Linked DNA regions of Mus musculus: region 2 is linked to region 1. A link is a loop called in an ENCODE intact Hi-C map of the cell type or tissue named here. Cell type or tissue: left cerebral cortex. All regions are shown on one strand.

Region 1 (2,500 bases):
AAAGAATGGGAAACTGAGGCCGAGAGCATCGACCTGAGTCTTTGCAAAGAACGAACTGGACTGAACAGTCAAGCTTTGACGGGATAGCCACCCCTTGCCCTGGCTTGGGGGGGGGGCTGCATGGAAGGAGGGGGACATCTGGTAAAGTAATGGGGTGGGGGGTGGGAGGGTCCACCGTACATTCTGCACCTCGAAGGCTGGGGTGGCGGGGGGAGGGGGAGGGAGAGGGGGGAGGTAACCTTAGTCACTGTCCAAAGATACCGGAGAGAAACAAAAGAGGCTGTGTTGGGGGGTGGGGAGGGAGAGAGCTGGGAGCTGCCTGCCTCGAGAGGGGGAGGGGAAGGAGAGAGGATGGGGAACCAGGGAAGGGCAGTCGACTCTTGCCTTGGGACTAGAAGAGGAGAAAGGAGCCCCAGTCTAGGTGACAAATAATAGGGAAGCCTTAAAGAATTAATGGCAGGTTCGTCGGCCAGCTAGACAGGGGACTTCGGGGATTAAGTGGTTAAATCTGGAGGTGCGTCCGGCGGGCTGCCCTCTAGCCAGGACTGCGGGTTAGGCTCACCAAAGCCCCGGTTCCAGCTTAGCTGGGGAGGGAGACAGTCGCCACAGGAGGACAGCTGTTAAGGGTGAACTTCGGGAAGGGGAAGGGGCTGGGGCCAGGATGTGCCGGAAGCCCAGCTTTCTGGCCACGTGATCCTTGTCTTTGAGCCATTCTCACCCCTAGTGAGAGGCCACGAGAGCACAAGTGCCCCGAGTTAGCCTTGAGTAAGGAAGAGCTTCACCGGGTACTTGAGTATGACCCAGATGCGGCCCAGGTGGATTCAGCCATTCCATCTCTAAGGTTTGGTTGTACCATAGAGGCAGGAAGGGACCCAGCTTCGGTTTCCCACTAAAGTTTGTGTGAACCAGTGCTGCTCAGCCCCTGGTGACTCGCTGGTCCCTGCTGCGCGGCTATGCACTGGGGAGAGATGGCTGCATTCTAAGAGACACAGATAAATGTGTGTTTTATTAGACAAATAGCATCTGGGGGGGGGGGCACGTCCTACGAGAGGGCAGCTCCTACAGGCAGTGTGCTTAAAAAAAATATTGATTTTAATGTGTATGAATGTTTGCCCTGCCTGTATGTCTGGGCACCCCATACATCAGTACCTGCAGAGACCAGGAGAGGGCAGCAGAGCCCTCTGGGACTGGAGCTGCTGTGTGGGTGCTGGGAACTGAAGCCAGGTCCCCTCCCAGAGCAGCCTGTGCCTTTAGTTCCAGGACAGTCAGGGCTACACAGAGAAACCCTGTCTCTAGGATTACAGTGCACATCACCACAGCTGTTTTATGGGTGCTAGGGGTGGAATCCAGGACTTTGTACACATTAGGCAAGCATTATGACAGCTGAGCTATACCACCAGCCCCTTAAAATTCATTTGTTCCTCTGTATGCGCAGGGGCCTGTTTCAGGATCCCTGGGATATCAATAGGCAGATAAGCTTAAGGCACTTACACAAAACAGGATGACGTTCGCACACCACCAGTGGATCTTTCCCTCTGGTGTGCTTTAAGTTGAGAGGATATATAGAGTCTTCCTGCTCAAACAGTTACTCGTGGTGGTTTAGGGAAACAAACACTCTTGTGCATGTTGGGTGCTGGTGCCCATTTTTCCCTGGGTATTTTCTTTCTTTCTTTTTCTTTTCTTTCTTTTTCTGTTTTGGTTTTTTGAGACAGGGTTTCTTTGTGTAGCCCTGGCTGTCCTGGAACTCACTCTGTCGACCAGGCAGAAATTCGCCTGCCTCTGCCTCCCGAGTGCTGGGATCAAAGGCATGCACCACCACTGCCCGGCTCCCCTGGGTATTTTCAATCCACTGGTACGAGAGCCTAACGTCAACAGCTCATACTTCCTCACATTTACAATATTTTTCTATTCTTTAAAGTTTTTTTTTTTTTTTTCAAAAAAAAACCAAAGCAAACAAAAAAAAAATTGCGAGAAGTCATGGTGACAGACACACTCCTTTAATCCCAGCACCCAGGAGGCAGAGGCTGGCAGATCTCTGTGAGTTTGAGGCTAGCCTGGTCTTTTACAAAGTGAGTTCCAGAACAGCCAGGGCTACATAGTAAGACCCTGTCTCAAGAAATCAAAATTTAAAAATTATTATATTTCTTTATTTGTGTTTATGTATGTATTGTGTCTGTGTATATGTATATTTGCATGTAGATGAGTGTGTATGATTGTGCGTGTGTGTCTTTATGTATGTATGCATGTATGTATATGAGTGTGTATGTATACATCTGTGTGTGTATCCACATCCCAGGTGTGGAGGTCAGAGACCAACCTGCTGGAGTCAGGTCTCTCCTTTCATCATGTGCCTCCTGGGGAGTCAAACTCAGGTTTTCAAGCTTAGTGGCAAGCACCTTCACCCACTGAGCCATTTCACTGTCCCATCCTTATGATATGTCTTGACGCTCCAGGGTTGTTTCAAGGGGGAACATCTGGGTGACATGAATCCTGGAGTCCC
Region 2 (2,500 bases), 1.5 Mb after region 1:
GTTCAAAGTCGGCTCCCCCCCCCCCCCAGGAATCCGACCGGAAATAAGAGCTAGGAGGGGTTTTCGCTTTTAATTCGTTTTTCCCTTTTCTGACATGGATCACAAAACAAAATAAATAAGGTCCGCTACACCCACGGAATCTAGCACAGGAAAAGGCCAAGCAGACTCCCTTATCCATGGACATTCAGGGCTGTGGGTAAGGCCCAGGAGTGGGCTCCACAGTGACCATGAGAGAGAGGCAAGGTGCTTTCGGAGTCCACATGGAACACCCAAGGCAAAAGGCACCGGGGAAGCTACCATCTCATTTCCCTAACCAGTCCCGAGTCAGTTAGGCAACCTATCTTTTTGAAGTTCAATTTATCTTTGAATCTTTCAAATATATACATATATCAATCAATCAATTAATCAATCAGTGAAGCCTCTGTCCTGTCCTGTCATTCTTCAGTCTCCCCACCCTCCAGGATCCTCTCGGGGGCGTGTGTGTGTGTGTGTGTGTGTGTGTGTGTGTGTGTGTTGTGTTGGAGAGGGGTTACAAGGGAAGGTACTCTAGAGTTAGCCCTTAGGACTTTCTTGCCCTGGGGGCCTTGACTCAAAGACCCAGCTGGAGCCCGCCAGGCGGCTGACTTGCCCCCAACCCCCATCCCGGAGCCCGCCAGCCGGGCCCAACGTCCCTGTCACCTCTTGAATGGAGAGTCATGAGGGGGGCCCCTCCTCTCCCCTCCTGTGTTTGGAAGAGGATCCAGCTCTAGACCTTGGAGGGGTGGGCAAGCCCCCCTTTTCTAGCCCAGGCACGTGGGGACCCGCACTGCTTCTCCCCAGCTGTCTAGGGAGGAGGAGAAAACAACGGGAGAGAGGGGACTGGAGAGTGCTTAAGGGGACATGGGGACGGGAAAGGCCGGTCCTCTTCGGGACCAAAACTCTTCTTCACAGTCCGCCCTGGGAAGGTGGTAGTTGGCTCATGGCCTCCGGCTGCGCGAGCTCCCAAATTGAGGAGAAAATAGCTCGGCTTAAACTGCGGAGAAAGCAGAAACCAAACCAAATCAAACCAAACTTGCTTGGCTTTCTCAGTCGGATTTTTCTTCCCTCTTTCCTCCTCCATCCCCCAAATTTGGGGACAGTGCCCAAACCTGTCCCCGGCCCCTCCTCAGACTCTCTTCTTTTCTTTCCTCTTTCCTTTTAATCTCCGCTGTATCTTATTTATATATAGTGCTGTTAATGTGTAACTCTTGTGGCGCTGATGGACCAGGGGTGACTCGCTCGCAATCTCTCTGAATTTCTGTACCTATTACTCACCTGGCGCCGGTCGCAATCTCGCCGCGGGCTTTATGGTGGTGGTGGCGGCGGCTGCGGAGGCCACTCGGGGCCGGCGCCTGGGTTGGTTGGTTTTTTTTTTTTTTTTTTTTTTTCCCCTTTCCTTTTTTTTTCTCCTTGGCTTCGAGTGCCACCTGTCTGTCTGACCCACGAATGCGCCCTGCCTAACTGCGGCTGGCTAGGCACCCCAGAGCCTTCTGGATTCTGGAACGTGAGGTCTTCACCTCTGCGCCCCTTTCTGGTCGCACCCCCCCCCCACGACCCCAGTCTGACATACCCTCTCCAAAGCCACCCCGCCCCGCCCCCACCTCACTACTGTCAGAAGAAGAGCCAAGTCTTCCATCTATCCCTATGTGGGCCTCAGACGAGATTTCCAAGGGATTTTTGGAAAGTCAAGGAGGGGGACTGTAGTTCCTTATTCTCTCCGTGTGGAAATATGGAGATACAGGAGGAGGTAACCAGGATGGAGGAGTAGCAGATAAAAGGAGACACCCGCACCCCTCCCACACACACACACACCAATCTGCCCACATAGTCTCAACTCAGACCAACTTCGCTTTGTCCAGATTTTTTGTTGTTGTACTATATAAACTCCAAGTTTGGGACTTTTCTTATTTTTCTCCCGGCCGCGTCTACAGGGACAAAGGAAGACCAGAGTTCTTGCAACCACCAGCCCCCCTTGCGACTCCCATCCCCGCAGTGCTGGGGGACCTGCAGGGCTGGAGTGCCTTGGAGATCCGTGGATATAAGGTCATGAATGCTGGTACCGGTTAGAACCCTCCGGGCGCCCGCCCACCAGCCCGCCAGTGGGGAAGATCGGCTCCAGGCTGCGCTGGCGTCTGAGACCGGACGGGAGGGGCTGAGGTCACCTTCGCTGGGCTTTAGAGCTGTGGGTAGAGGCGTCCGGGTTCTTCCTGACCTCCTGGCGCTAATTGCAGGGGCCGAAGGGCGTGCTTGGGCACAGGCAGGGGTCGTGACCCTGCAGTCAGCCCCCCTGCCCCCGGTCTAGGTTGTCCTGTAGTAACTAGCGAGGGGTGTACGGTGTGTAGGCTTGTACAGAGTCTCTCTCTGAACCTGAACTGTCCTAAGATCCACCTATGCATGGGTGAAAGTTTCGAAGTAGGTAGAGGCCTTTCAAAAAATTCCATTCGAGGAAAACCAGAGATCTGACCTTTCCCCTAAGCCAACA

What was found. Peaks named below come from ENCODE experiments on the same cell type or tissue, not always from the same donor. Only the 100,000 strongest peaks of a DNase experiment are listed, where the experiment ranks them.
Region 2: a loop joins it to region 1, with 3 times the contacts of the local background. A loop is called at or near these places in 2 of 42 quality-filtered maps.

What each region holds. Positions count from the first base shown.
Region 1 is chr5:118,174,168-118,176,667 of GRCm38, forward strand. The region is part of intron 1 of Hrk (harakiri, BCL2 interacting protein (contains only BH3 domain)); the gene reads left to right. Among named protein-coding and RNA genes, the nearest start is that of Hrk, 5.7 kb to the left of the region's middle. In left cerebral cortex, a CTCF peak has its summit at 1,161 (motif pointing right); no DNase peak of the experiment used is centred here.
Region 2 is chr5:119,685,043-119,687,542 of GRCm38, forward strand. It overlaps Tbx3os2 (T-box 3, opposite strand 2), which reads right to left. Exons shown (of 3, transcript NR_040416.1): 3 at 46-1,012. Among named protein-coding and RNA genes, the nearest start is that of Tbx3os2, 4.9 kb to the right of the region's middle. In left cerebral cortex, a CTCF peak has its summit at 1,461; DNase peaks (open chromatin) are centred at 163 and 984; H3K4me3 peaks cover 554 bases.